Regions from separate parts of the Mus musculus genome. Here all the other regions are linked to region 1. A link is a loop called in an ENCODE intact Hi-C map of the cell type or tissue named here. Cell type or tissue: heart. All regions are shown on one strand.

What was found. A loop is a pair of places that touch in the nucleus more often than their neighbours do. Peaks named below come from ENCODE experiments on the same cell type or tissue, not always from the same donor. Only the 100,000 strongest peaks of a DNase experiment are listed, where the experiment ranks them.
Region 2: it touches region 1 in a loop (2.5-fold over the local background); 5 of 42 quality-filtered maps call a loop at or near these places.
Region 3: a loop joins it to region 1, with 2.3 times the contacts of the local background. A loop is called at or near these places in 9 of 42 quality-filtered maps.

What each region holds. Positions count from the first base shown.
Region 1 is chr3:109,338,187-109,343,186 of GRCm38, forward strand. It overlaps Vav3 (vav 3 oncogene), which reads left to right and starts at 2,497. Exons shown (of 27, transcript NM_020505.2): 1 at 2,497-3,056. The coding sequence starts at 2,853. In heart, no CTCF peak of the experiment used is centred here; DNase peaks (open chromatin) are centred at 1,305, 1,885, 2,565 and 3,615; H3K4me3 peaks cover 2,721 bases; H3K27ac peaks cover 2,675 bases.
Region 2 is chr3:109,249,776-109,254,775 of GRCm38, forward strand. No RefSeq gene overlaps it. Among named protein-coding and RNA genes, the nearest start is that of Vav3, 88 kb to the right of the region's middle. In heart, no CTCF peak of the experiment used is centred here; DNase peaks (open chromatin) are centred at 2,156 and 4,396; H3K27ac peaks cover 606 bases.
Region 3 is chr3:109,484,996-109,489,995 of GRCm38, forward strand. The region is part of intron 2 of Vav3 (vav 3 oncogene); the gene reads left to right. Among named protein-coding and RNA genes, the nearest start is that of Vav3, 150 kb to the left of the region's middle. In heart, no CTCF peak of the experiment used is centred here; no DNase peak of the experiment used is centred here.

The DNA.
Region 1 (5,000 bases):
TCCCACTTCCTGACACTGGCATTCCCCTATACTAGGGCATAGAACCTTCACAGGACCAAGAGCCTCTCCTCCCATTGATGACTGACAAGGCCATACTCTGCTACTTATGTATCTAGAGCCATGAGTCCCACCATGTGTTTTCTTTGATTGGTGGTTTAGTCCCAGGGAGCTCTGGGGGTACTGGTTAGTTCATATTGTTGTTCCTCCTATGGGGCTACAAACCCCATCAGCTCCTTGGGTACTTTCTCTAGCTCTTTCACTGGGACCCTGTACTCAGTCCAATGGATGGCTTTGAGCATCCACTTTTGTATTTGTCAGGCACTGGCAGAGCCTCTTAGGAGATAGCTATATCAGGCTCCTGTCAGGAAGATCTTGTTGGCATCCACAATAGTGTCTGGTTTTGGTGGTTGTTTATGGGATGAATCCCCAGGTGGGACAGTCTCTGGATGGTCATTCCTTCAGTCTCTGCTCCACACTTGTCTCTGTAACTCCTTCCATGGGTATTTTGTTCAGGCCCGAGAGTCTTACAAGGTCCACAGTGATACTCCTGTCTATGTATTCATTCCAAGTACCAAGGCGTACTCTTTTTTTTATTCTGACAACCCAACGTGGCAAGGGTCACTTCCTTCATTTTATAGGTGAAGAAAATGAAGGTTAGAAGAATAGAAGTTGCCCAAGGTTATCAAAAAGCAGCTTAACTTGGATTCTAAATCCAGGTTTGTTTACTGGTCGGTACACATGATCTGGATTTTGGAAATATTTTAACAGTATTAAGGGATGATCTGATGCTACCTAAAATGAAATGCTTGGCTAGTCTTTGCTTTTTCCTTATCATCTTTCCTCTTTTCCAGCGCCACTTCTTCTTATGCAGGACCACATTTTAAATGGCAAGTCATGTGTGTTTTGTTTGTAAAGATCTATAATGAGTAACATGGCTTACAGTACTTGCCTCTTTTTGATGGTTTTGCATTCTGAGTTTTTAGGAAAGTGGTAGTCAACAGCCAACCCCCCCCCCCCAAAAAAAATCACATGGAAAATTCCAGAAAGAAAAAGTATATATATTTTATACATTCTTTCACGATTTATGATTATAATGTTCTATTTTATTGCAACACTGCTGTTGATAATCTTCGTGCCTAGGATGCACTTTACAGTTTCGGTGATACAGTATTGCTAAGGATTGATCCTCCTGTAGTTTCAGGCTTTCAAACCTATTATGGTCTAGGAAACATTGTGCTATTGATGGACTCCACAGTGTGCACAGAGGAAGTTGCTGGGGACGGATGCATGCGAGGAAAGGAAATCCTTAGGCTGATTTATTATTGTTTAAGGCTGGTTGTGTACACAGCAGGCCACGCTTGCTACAGTCACGCATAAAAGAAGCGAACTTCTGTCCCAACAGATCATGTACTTTTTAAAAGTTACGTTTTGTCCTGTTTATAAAATCAATAAGATCCACAATCGAAAATTTGAGCTACAAATATCTAATGAAACAGCAGCAGCAGCAGCAGCAGCAGCAGCAGCAGCAGCAACAACAGATATAAAATCCCACCAAACTAGATTTCAATTAAAAAAAAAAAAAGACTAGCGAAGAGGGCATTTACAGGGAGTTGTCAGAGTTCAGTGAAATAATATATTACTACAAAAAGCTTATACACCCTTTTCGGCTTTGTAGGGCAGTGGGAATAAAAAAGACAGGGAGAACCTTGCCTCAGTATGACAGAGTTGACATGTGTGGGTGTGTGTGGGGGGGAACTTTCCAATTTTCCCCAGGGTTCTCCAAATATGCTGACCCAGTCTCTCAGTGTCTCGGTACTGAAGCGATTTGAGCTCAAACCTGGTGGCAAGTCACTGACGCATGCGCGCTCTTGCCTCTGTGTCACCGGCCAGTTTTCTTTTTTTCTCAGGCAGGATTTTGAAGATCAGCAAAAGGCGCTGGACTGCTTTAGTGAACAGTTCCAAGCCTGGGAGATATGCAAAACCTACTTCTTTCCCTCTACCTAGGCTGAAGCTGCAATTGTCCCCACGTCACGCACTTTCAAGGTGTCAAAACATTCTCAGAAGAAACTGACTTTCAGGAAGGGGCTGAGGATGGACCTGGAGGAGGCGGGACCAGGGGCCGATCACAAACTTTCCATGCTGCGTTCTCCAGCTGCGCGTAGTGCACATCTCATTTCTCCAGGCTCCCTGTGTCCCAGTTAAGCCTTGGCTCCTCTGAGACCCTCTTAATTTAAATCGCATTCATTGTTCAGGGTGTCCCCGGGGACACCCCTGCGAATCTCAGTGTTCAGCCACACTTCCTAGGAAGCCGCGCCGATGGGCTAATCCCTGGACGCCCCGGGGTTGTGCAAGCTCCACTCATCCGAGGGTTCACGGGCGGGCGGGGGCGCCGGGATCCCCTTTGTGGCCGCCGCCCCAACTCGGCCCGCTCCTCCCCCCAGCCGCCCCGCCCTCAGCCCCGGACCCCCAGCCAGGGCGGCGGGCACGCTCGCACCCGCGCCTCCGGGGACTCGCGGACCGCACAGACCGGCCAGGCGCGCTGGGCATGCTCAGTCGCGGGGCGCCAGGCTCGCCAGTCGGAAGCCAGTGCTCAGCGGAGCCGGCCGGGGCGCACCGAGAGCGCGCGGCACTCGCTGCTGCAGCGGCGGCCGGGCCGCGGCGCATCCGGGCGGGGACCCGAGGCGAGTCCCACGCGGCGTCCCCGAGCCGCCGGCAGCGGCGCCCGCTCCAGAAAGGCAAAGCGAACCAGGGGCCATCAGCGCGACTGGCGTCGGCGGGGCTCTGACGCTCCGCGGCGGCCACCTCAGAGTCGCTGCCCGCCCCGGCCGGGCCGGGTCCGGGAGCCGTCGGACATGGAGCCGTGGAAGCAGTGCGCTCAGTGGCTCATCCACAGCAAGGTGCTGCCCCCCAACCATCGGGTGACCTGGGACTCGGCGCAGGTGTTCGACCTGGCGCAGACCCTTCGCGATGGAGTCCTGCTCTGCCAGCTGCTCAACAACCTGCGGCCACACTCCATCAATCTGAAGGAGATCAACCTGAGGCCCCAGATGTCCCAGGTATGGAGGCCACCCCGCGACCCCGCTGCCCGTCAGAGGCTCCCATTAATCATCCGGATAATTTCTTTGTGTAAATGCAAACATCTAGGTGCGCTCCGCTTTGCCCTGCCTCTCAGTTCTCAGCTTGGGGGCTTTTCCTCACTTGCCTTGAAATGACTTAGCTTCTAAGCAGAACTAATAAAGCCTTGCGTCGGGAGATGGTGTATGGAATCCTAAAGGTTTCTGGGAGGCGGGAAGAAATAAGTTATCCTAGGGCGCGTTTCACCTTTCTGCCCCCCCCCCCCGTGTGTGTGTGTGTGTGTGTGTGTGTGTGTGATAACAAAGAGGGAGTCGGCTCTAAAATAACAATGAGAAGGGATGAGATGAAGCGGTGGGGTTAATTTTGCTTTGACTTATTTTTTGCTTTCATTTGGTCCTCACGTTCTGGAAAGAGGAACTGTGCCATAGATGAGGACTCTAGGAAGTGGAGGGCGTTTGGTACCGTTATCTGCTCAGAGGAAATAAACCAAGAGGGACACAGAGAGCCTTCCTGAAGTTCCCCACCCCGCCCCCTAAGCCCGTGGCCTGTTAGCAAACTGGAAGGTTGTGTTTATAGCTTGTCTGAAAACGTAAGGGGAGCCAGCCCAGCCTCCCTCACCGGTGGCAGGAAGTGAGAAGTTTTGCTGGAGACTCTGCTTTTTTTCATTGGGTCTTGCGATCAGGTAGCTTGGAGGCACTTGGGCTTCTGTGGCCTTAGCTTGGAGATACCTCTTTGAGGGTTCTGATTAAAATCCAGTCCTGGAAGGCACAGAAAGCAGTGGGTTCCTCAGAGACAGCTCAAAAAGCCACATGCAGCCCAGTGCTGCTTATTTTTTGGGCCGGTCGGAAAGTTTCTGTTAAAAGGATGTTCAACACAACTCAGAACTTCTATTTTCTCTTTCACACGCACACGCACATGCACACGAAAAGAAAAAGAAATGTTTCAACTTAAAAGGGGAAGGAAAGAGACCTTTTAGTGACATATTTTAGCACTAGCCCTGTATGATTCAGAGACTTACCACTTACCCAGAGCTGTGTCCTTGCAGAAAAAAGTGATCTTATGCAGTTTAATAATCTCATAATTAAAGCAGGAACTCCCACACTCTGCCCTGGTTGTCAGTATTTCATCAGGGTCGATCCTCACTTCAAATTCTGTGTCCCCTGTTGGTAAGCAGTCTCCAAGGAAAAAAAAAAGCAGATATATAAGTATTGAGTGCCATATGTGTTTACAATAAGGATCAATTATTTTAGACTCTCTTAGAAACCTGAATGATGGGTGATTGCTAATTCTGTGGACTTGCCCACAATTGTGGCAACCATAGATAGTCCTGTGGAGGGCTTCAGTGGTTGTTTCTGTACTGTCTGAGTTAACTGTTAGGAGTAAGGTTGTGCCACGCACAGGAGTCACTTGTTAGATCTCCAGTTCCATTTGATCAGTAGTCTCAGTAGCAGCATGAAGTCTTGTGCTTTGATGCCACGTGCTGTGCATATTTCCTCGAAGTTTAGTTTCTGGAACTTTCAGCAGTTACTCATCAAAGTGTTCTTAATAATCAAATTTCTCTCTTCTTTCTTTTTTCCTTCCTTCCTTTCCTTTTCTAACTGCCTGCCTGCCTTCCTTCCTTCCTTCCTTCCTTCCTTCCTTCCTTCCTTCCTTCCTTCCTTCCTTTTTGGATAGCTGGGCATTCTTTGACATTCAAGTCTTTATTTGACTGCTGACAGTGCATGGGATCTTGTCAAGTGGATTCTCCTCTTTCTTCTCTTAAAATGCATTATCTATAATGTAATCAGTTTGATGACTGAAGGTCATTATAAGCATCATTGATGAAAAGGAGCAGGGCATGATTCTCTAAGAATTCTATTTCCTACTGAGGCCACCACAGTGAACATATCAAGATAGTTAGTTGCCCTTAAGGAATTATTACACTG
Region 2 (5,000 bases), 88 kb before region 1:
GTTTTATCTCAGCCATAGAAACCCTAACTAAGAGGAGAGGCAACAGGAGCATTCTCCCCCTCCCCCTTTGCTACTTCACATTTCCCATTGGTGTTTGCCCCTAAAACCTCCTTCACATACCCTCATAATAAAATAGAAAATTAAACCAGAACTGCCGGAACAAATCATTTCAATTCTAGGACTGCCTCAGAAGCATAGAGATACATGAAAAGGAAGTGTCTCATTGTGTTAAATGGCTCCATCCCTTACTTATGTAGACTTCATTGCAGAAGTTCCACAGTGGTGAATTCCTCTGGTTGCCTGTTCTACCCTTTGTGGCCATTTAGTCTCAACTTCTTAAAGGTGTATTAGGGAAAATGAATGAAGTCCTGCCTACAGAGAGCTCGGTACAGTGCTTGGAGCATGAGCAAGACACAGGAGGGCTGTCACTCATTAACATCTTTGCTGTGCCACAATCATTTGTCAACTGCTCTCTCATAACTTTGGCTCCCCTCCCTCCCCCTTAGAGTGAGAGCATGCCATCTCCTGCTTAAGGCCTTCTGCCCACCATTGTTCCTCCAGCACGTGGAGGACAATATCAAACCCAAGACACCAGAATGAGTCCAGCTTTGCACCAGGAGGCCCTGCAGAGTTTGGCCCTGCCTGGGTCTGACAGCCGGTCCTCAGTGCTCTCTGTGTGCCCACCCTCTGACCTCCTTGTTGTTTCTTAGACTTGCCATGCTTGCTATTGCCTCATAGCCTTTGAATTTGTTCCCCACCAGGAACATTCATGGTCCTGCATGGTCTTAGTCTTCCTTCTATATCTGGTCCAATAGATCTTCCTGGAAGTTGTGAAATGTGTTGCCTTCTTTACTTTCTTTATGACACTTTAATTCTAGTCACTCGGTTTCATGGCCATGGCCCACCTCCCTCTACTGGGTCCTAATCTCCCCAAGAGTAGATCTTTGGGGTCTTTCTCAGCACTTGAGATTAACATCCTTGGTGCTCAGAGCAGAAAGCCCAACTTGGTTTAAGAATACTAGAAGTATCTGAACAGTGAGAAAAGGCATGACCAGGAATGGCTTTAACTGTTGTACCCAGTTCAAAGACATACTGCTTTCTACCCAGATGCTGCCATCCCCCCACCATCCTGCTTAAAAGAACTCCCGGGGTACCAATTAGAATGTAGAATTGTTAGGCTCTGTGACCTGTGAACCTCTGAGATGATTTTCTCTATACACAAGAGATTATGAGTTAGTTTCAACTTCTCCCATGCCTGTGGATCATCAAACCAGCATCCAAACAAACCTCAAAGGGACAATAGCTTAGGGAGACATCAACCTTCTTTGAGGTGATGTGTGGAAGATGGTTGGGGACACTGGAAGAGACACAGAGTGATGCAGGGACTGTGTTAATTCATCGTCTGTACCTTGCTGCTAGAGAAAGCCACACTTGGAATTCACCAGGAAACTAGGATCTCCAGGAGTCTCAATCCTGGCTTCCTGGCAGCCAGTACTTTTTCTTCTTCAATTCAATTAAATCAGTCCTAATGAGTGGGTCTATAGAATGGAAGCTCCTGTTTGCAGAGCCCAGGGAATGATAACCAGCCAACATTAATGAGGATGGTCACTGAAAATGAGAAAACTTGATTCTCCCACCCAGGCAGCAGGTAGAGTTCTGGTTTCAGGCATCAAGGTTCAGACTTGTAGCTCATAGTCTCCTTTGCAGTGAGAGACATTTAGCAACAGAGCTCCTGGGCTTTTCCTATGTCCTGACTCCTCTCAGTTCGGCCATGCTCGATCCGTGATTCCTCTGGCTGCCTCACTACAGAAGTCTCTCAATAAACAGAAGCAACCGCATTTTAACGGAGATGGTAAAATACCTTTCCTGATTCCGTAGGCACGGGTCGAGGGCAGGAGTCAGAGGTCTGACACGCAGCTCATGTTTACCCTTTGATCATGTGTCATTTTTGTTAGAAGACAACATATGCCATCCTTTGCTGTGTTTTTAAAATAGATTCAGAGGAAGTATGGAATTAATCTTAACCTTAAACACATTGAGCCCAGTACTTCCTATCCAACTGGAGAATGCACTATCTAGTTTCCTACACCTCGCCCTTGCTAAGTTTAGGCCCTTTGGGTCAGCTGTTAAGAAGGAAAAGAAGTGGGAGGAGGCAGGGCTTCAGGAGGATAAGGCATAGCACAGCCCAGAGCATCCAACTTACTTCCTCACAACTCCCCTCCCCCACTGTAATGTAATCAGGCTAAAGGGCCTTGTGATTTTCAGTGTTTCAAAGAGGGAACAGGGCATTTCTCTTTCTCACTGTGCTCCACTTTATTGATGTATCTTTATGAGTGCTGAAAAACAGCCCATTAACAGCACATATCTTGATGGTCTTGCTATTCTATAGAAAGCACAGCTTTGCTTTGCTCGTTAAAAACTGGCTCTAAGAAGAAAGTAACCACATAAGATCTCCATTTTATCTGCTCTCCAAGGCAGAGAGAGGCAGTGCTGAGCAACAGTGCTTGTAGAATTTGTCTTTTTCATCTCTCTCTCTCTCTCTGCATGCATGTATGTATGCATGTATGTATTTATATATTTAAAGTATTCACTCACTTTATATCCCAGTTGTAGCCCCCTCCTTCCTCTCCTCCTAATCTCACCCTTATAACCCCTCCCCCCAAGTTACCCCCTCAGAGAAGAGGAAGCTCCTCTTGGGTACCACCCTGCCCTGGAATATCAAGTCGCAGAAAAACTATGCACATCTTACCCCACTGAAGCCCGAGTAGGCAGGCCAGCTAGGGGGAGGGTATCCAGTAGCAGGCAACCCTCCTGATCCAATTGTTAGGAGACCCACATGAAGACCAAGCTGCACATCTGCTACAGATGTGTAGGGGGCCTAGGTCCAGCCATGTTCTTTGGCTGGTGGCTCATGGGCCCAGGTAAGTTGACTCTGTTATCTTGTGGTGTCTTTGAACCCTCCAGCTACTTAATCCTATCCCCTACTCTTCTGCATGACTCCCAAGCTCTGCCTGGTGTTTGGCTGTGGATCTCTGGCTTCTTCATTTAGTTAAAGTTGTTGAAATGACCCATTTATACCCAAGTCAGTCAATAGTCTTCCATCTTTAGAGATATTTATACTTTAGCTCAGGAAGATGGCACTCAGAGGCTATTGTATCTTCAGCCTGATTTTCCCTGAGCTGAGCCCTGTGCTGTGGCTTCAGCTGGGTGTTCAGCTGATGCTACTTGGAGTGATGCTGTGTTAGAGTCTGCTGCTTTAGGGTCTGGGTACCCTTTGGGGGCCAGGAGCCATCTAGTGCAGGTGAGCTGACCCCATGAAGTGGACCCAGTACCATGTTTCAGTGGAGGGGGATACTTTGTAGATTTTCTCTCTCCTTCAGCAACCCCTAGTTTCCCAGGCCTCAGCCTGGATGCTACCACCCTTCCTCTCAGAGACCAGGCATCCACTTTTCATAGAAGCACAGAAAATCACAGAGAGCAGAGTTTCTGGCTTCCCAGACAAAGAGCACAAAGGAAACCTGGAGAGGAGTTTGTAAAGCAAACAGTAGAGGGAGGAGCAAAACCTGCCATCAGTGAGAGCAACATGACCTGTTTTTTTTTTTTTTAAGATTTATTTATTTATTATATGTAAGAACACTGTAGCTGTCTTCAGACACACCACAAGAGAGCATCAGATTTCATTATGAATGGCTGTGAGCCATCATGTGTTTGCTGGGATTTGAACTCATGACCTTCAGAAGAGCAGTCGGCGGTGCTCTTAACCACTGAGCCATCTCTCCAGCCCAACATGACCTGTTTTGTGGAAAATTTAAAAACACATAGTTAAAATTTTAAGAAGACAAGAACATGAGTTCTTATGGGTCCATCATGCAACTCCCATAACCACCAGCTCTCTGCTAGCTTGCTTATGAGTACCACTCCCCATGTGTATTTTGTGTATGTATGTCCGGTAGAATTTTACCTTCACAGCATGTGAGCCTTACCTACTCCCATAACAAGTATGCAAAAATAAAATTTCATTAGTGAATACTTGTTGAGTTTTTCTGTTGAGATCCCTTCCCACTTTTTGCAAAGGTCCTGGGACAGAAGACTGCAGAATGTTTCAATTAAATGCTAATAAATGCAGAAAGTGACCCCTCCCCCAGTCCTCGGGTCCTCCTCAGCAGTGGCTTTCAGCCACTTCCTTCTGTCTGGATTCTTAAAAGTGTCCCTGGTGGGCTGCTAGTGACCTGTGTGCTGCCTCTGGCACCCACACACTTCAAGGACAAGCTTCCTCTGGGCATTTGTGACCACTGGGGCTCAAACTTTTCTTAATTGCTTGTATGTTCATCGACTGTCCTTTTGTCACGGTGCAGTGACCCATTTTTTTTTTTTTTTCAACCACTGGGCTGATGGGATCTGATGAGCTGCCAAGTCACATTGATGGGATGTGACTCAGAGAAGGGAGCCACACACGTGATAGTGTGGTGGCATTTGTCTTGATGAAATGCTTTCATTTTATAGAATGTTTGAATTACCACTGTTACTGCGAAAGATGAGCTAATGGCACCTGTTTTGATTCATACGATAATAAAACAGGAAAAAAATTAAAACAAATCTATAAAATCATATGACTATTTCATTCAAGTATTTCTTGGCCACATGCCGTTCTTGGTTCTAAGGCGTAAGCAAGCAATGAAGTTTGAATGAATCAGGAGAGAGTGAGTGTTGTACACATGTTCCTGTTGCTGTAAATGGTTTTAATTTGTCATTCTTTCCCGCTCCCCAAACACACTTAAATCAGAATACACGTAGGAAAAAGATGTGTGTACACTATAAAGGATTTGAAAATAGGACTGAGAAAAATGGGCTTTGTAAATGTGAACATGCTAGATTCAACAGCACACTAAAGGGGTCCCAGAGGGCAGAGCGCACTTGCCTGGATCCTTCTCTTGCTTCTCAGCCAGTTGGCTTCCTGTTGGCTTCAGGTAATGGAAAGATTATGGAGTGGGAAGAGAGGA
Region 3 (5,000 bases), 150 kb after region 1:
GACATAAAAAATTATGTGAGAAAAAAAAGTGGCCAACTCTACCCATTTAGTGCAGTTGTGTGATGTGCTCCCTCCCCTCAGAACCGCAGCCTGAGCTAGGAGCTACTTGTCTATGTCCTCTGAGGGGATGATTTTCTCTGATCCAGTTCTTGGTAAATACTCAGATTCTAAGGGAAATTCAGATGATCCTGGATTATCCTCAGAGCAGCTAGTGACTAAATGTGTTCCCTACTCATTGGAACATATCTGAGATTCAGATAAAAAGAAGCCTTCGGGGGGGGGGGGGGTCACAAGAAAACATCTCCCTGAGGATTTAAAGGTCACAGGCGACAGAGTTTTAAAGCTACAGATATTGTCATGCTATTTCCGAAATATCTCTGTGTACAGTTCAGGGACAGTTACTTCAAAGGGGAAAATCCAAGATGTGGAAGAGAAGAGACCTCAGAGAGCATCAATTAACTGATGCTTTTAGCATAAGTCAAATCCAAGAGAATTTCAAAAAAGCTGATTAAATGTAATCTGTGAAGTTGAAAGTAAGAGTTGGTGTGATTAGGTCTGGTTCCAGCCATGGCTGACACCAAGAAAAGTGAAAACAGAAAAAAGACAGCAGATCAAACTGGTGTCCATGAAAATCCTGTTTTATTAGTATCCAGACAGATGCTGACTGGATTGTCTGAGTGTTCCAGTGACATTTATGGATGGGGGGGGGGGGAGGGTAGGCAATAAATGCGTCCTATGTGGAGGGGTAGTTTTCTCCTCCTTATAGGGGTTGGCACCACATTCTCAGATCTCTGTAGCCCTCCTCTGGTTCTACTGCAGAGAAAATCTGGGGTGCTGAGTTCATTGTATGGGGTCTTTCTGGGTTTCCTGCCTCTTTCCTTTGTTCCCTCACCCCCCCCCCCGTCTGTGTGTGTCTGTCTCTGTCTCTGTTCCTCTGTCGTTGTATGTGCTGTTTCTGTCACTGTGTCTGTGTCTGTCTGTCTGTCTGTCTGTCTGTCTGTCTCTCTCTCTCTCTCTGTGTCTGTGTGGTGTGGTGCTGAGGTGTATGAACTCAGGTCCTCACATTCGCTCATGCAGCGCTTCACCCCCTGAGCTGTGTCTGCAGCCTTACACCGAGCTTGGGCTGTCACATTCATTTGATGTCTTCAGCCCAGTCTTTTTGTCTCTGAGGACATGGTTTCCTTTTCTATCACAATCCGAGCACCATAAGGCCTCATCTAGGCTCTTCTTTCAGAACAGCAGCCACACATGACCACTGTGCTCAAGATGTAGCTGGTATGAATTGAGATGAACCATGACTACTTATTGCATGTAAGATTTTGAGCATTGATTATGGAAAAACAACCATGTAAACTGGCTTCAGTTTCATAGCAATGTCCTGTTGGAATAATAGTTCACATATATCTAATAAATGTGTGCAAAACACTAATTTTTAATGGTTTTCTAATGAAGCTTTTTAAAAATTTTAAGTTATGTGCATGCCTTATATATTTGTGCTGACGTAGCTTTGGAGTGGAGGCTACATAATAGTGAATTGGTTTACCTGCATTTTAAATGGGCATTTTCAATCAGGTTCTAGAATGACCAGTGTTAGCAAGCCATCTTTTGCTGGTGTCATTTTATTCTTGTCCAGCCTGTCATCTCTTCTGCAGACCTTTGGTTCCTTACTCTCTCTTAGGTGCCCTGCGGCAGAGACAAGGTGAGGTGTCTCAGTTGTAAATCAATGCCACATTCTTCTCCACTGTGGCACCCCGCCACTCTGGCATTGCCTTTCCTTTTTGGCAGACACCATGCTGTTCTTTAAGGTGGCCATAGTCATGGGTCTCCCTGCTCAGTTGTACGACTTGTCCTCACCTGTATGATGTGTGGGGCAGCTAGGAACATGCATTAAAATTCCCCAAGTCCTTTTAGCCATACAGAACCCCTCCCCCCATTTCTGTAAGTTCACATCAACACCTGTGACCAGAAAGGAAGGCAGGCCATGCCCCTGGGAAGTGAGCTTGCTAGTTAGCAGTGGCTCCCTGGTAGCTGGTAAGGACATTGCCCACCACAGCCTCCGTAGCTCTCCTGCAGCCCTGCTGGGCTCGAGCCTGGAGGGAAATCACATTCCTTCCCTGATGTTCAACTTAATTCTTGTTGCTGAACTAATTTAAAACTGCTCCATACTCTTTGTTGCTTGTCTCTATCCCTAGCTTAAAGGCAGGGTGTACATCTTATAGGTATCACATTTGCAGAATGGCTTCTTTTATAGCTGTGAATTGACAGTTGAGTTTCTTATTCAGACTATGCTCCCAGGCCTTTGGACGGGGTGATGGAACACTGTATAGAACGTGTTTCTCACAGTCCCTCAGTCGGCGTGAGAACATTGGTGCTGTTGTTCTAGGTGTGCTTCCTTCCACCTATCTTGTAATAGGAAGCATTTAATTTTGAATGCCCTTGTGTAAATTATAGCATGGAGAATATTATACTCCTTCCTAGTCCAAAGCAATGGTTGTCAATCTGTGCGTCACAACCCCTTTAGGGGGTCAAATCACCCTTTTACAGGGATTGCTTAAGATCATCAGAAAACACAGGTATTTACATTATGATTCATAACAAAGTTAGGTTAGTAGCAAAATTACAGTTATGAGGTAGCAATGAAGTAATTCTGTAGTTGGAGATCACCACACCTATATTAAAGGGCCACCGCATTAAGGAGGTTGAGAAGCAGTGTTCTAAAGGTAGGATTCTGGGACCTGCTTGGAGCACCGTAAACAGTGTGTTGAGTCTGGCCTAGTGTGGCAAATGTCAGAGGAGTAGGAGGGTGGGCTGGAGCGGCAGAGGGTGTAGGGACCCTAGAGTGTGCTTCTCAGCAGTTGTAGCTCTTTTTAAGGGGGCTACAGTTGAACATTCAGGTGGGAGGTGGGGTTATCACAATGACTGTTGGAAATATCGTTCAACCTCTGTGGTAGCCAGGCAGAGGGTGAAGTTAATGAGAGATGAGCTAGAAGTCAAAGATAAGCTGGTAGTTATTCTAGCAGAAGAAATGAGACAGGGGGCCTTTAGCAAGGCAGAGGCGCAGGGAGTCAGGAGGGACTTGGATCGGAGGGCAGTTCACTGAACAGATTGACAAGGCTTAAACATGGGGAAGGCTTCTGGAAAAATCTTTTGATTGTCCAGCTATTGGAGGGAGGAGAGTGGGGCTTGGAGGGTCACAGAGAGAGGAGATAGGTTCTAAGGGAAGGCGCTTCTCTTTAGGAGTCAGTGGAGGTCTAGGGCCATGGCTGGCGAGGCAGTGGGCAGAACCGTAGCTGCACAGAAGCATCTCCTGAGACAAGATTGCTTCATCTTACCTGCACAACAGACTTGGGTTGCACATACGAAAGGGAGCCAAGTTACTGTTCCATGTCCACTAAGTGCGAGGTGGATGCTGAATTTGAACGAAGAAAGTCTTCCTCCCAATCTGCTTACAGACTGTGTGCCTAGGGCACACTCTTCCTAAAGGAGGTAGTTACCCTTGATAAGTTCAATTTTGGTGGTTCAAAAAGGAAAAATACTTTTTATCTGTGACTGTCCCTGAAGTCAGTACATGATGTAAATTAGACCCATTAAAGCTTTACAAACGCACCATTCTCAAGAACAATGGAAACCCGTTTCCTGTGGTTTATAATCTGGATCAGAATGGATGCTTCTCTCTCTCCTCTGGCTATTATTTCTTTGCTTGGTCCATGGAGATGAGGCCAGGAGTGGTTTTTTTTCTCCAGTGTTCAAGGAAATCTCTGAAACATGTGGCTGGAAGTGACGTTGAGCTGCAGTGTATTCTAATGGGGTAATTTACTGTGTGAAATTGGAATGGCAAAGGAAATTAATGTAATGAGTTCTTTTGATTTCCTAGGAGACTGAAGGTGAAATATATTGCTAATCTGCAACTCACCATCTGGCTGGGTTTTGAACTGGGCCTCGTTGTCAAGAATCTGGAGTTAAGGGTAGCATTTAGTTCCCTTGGCTGCCTTTAGATCACAGCTGGCCTCTCTTTCAGTGCCAGTGCTTTTGTGTGAATCTCCCAGAGCAACACCCCGAAGCCCCTGTTCCCAGTTACCTCTTTTAGACCCTGTGTTTGTCTCTATTCCATAGGGCATTCGCTCTGAGCCTGCAGGGGCCTTGATGCCACACCTGGGTCTCAGGCCACAGCTGCTCACTTGAGCTGTGGGGCTTTGACACTCTATAGCCCTTGTAAGCCACTAAGTTAATTTTGCACTCATGGACCAAACCTGAAATCCCTGATTGCCCCTGCATAGCTAACCCCTCTGCAAAAGTCACTGCTCCAGGAATTCTTATTCAAACCAGCTATTAGATCAGAGAGAGAATACTTTAGAAAAATCAGGAAGGTACATTCACAAATAGTACTTGTTTTTGGTTGCTATGCATGTTGGACCCCATGGTTTCTTTTAGCTATTTGTATTCTAGATTACTATGTCTCTCTTAACTCAAGACCATCCAAGAGCTTCGTCAGTTGCTCCTGCAGAAATGGCTTGTTGCTTCAGTTGCAAGTTACAACAGTGACACTAATGTGCCAGTAAGTAAAGAGTGCTATCTCCTGAAGAGAATAGTTTAAAAATTGGAGCTTGTCTCTATTCAGTATTGCATTTTGCTTCGTGTAATAGTTATTAAAGTGACAAACTGACTGGTCAAGTAGCTCTGGCCAATGAAGAGTCGTTGTCAAACAGAAGAAGGGGCAGGGACCTCATCTGCTGTTTTGCTGGCTTTAGGGTTGAGAATCTGGGCACCTCTTTCCCTACTGTTAACTTTTCACATGAGGCCCTTATTAACGTCTTCATTACTTGTGCTAGGCTAGCCCTTTACACATTCTTGCCTGTGTAATCCAGGATCTTCACAGTGATGTTTGTAGGGCAAATATTCCTCTTTCACTCACGGGGCCAGCAGAATAGTTTATGTCCAGTGACTCTTATGAGAATCAAAGCAGGAGAAAGCAGTTTGGGTCACCTGTCCTGACTGTTCTT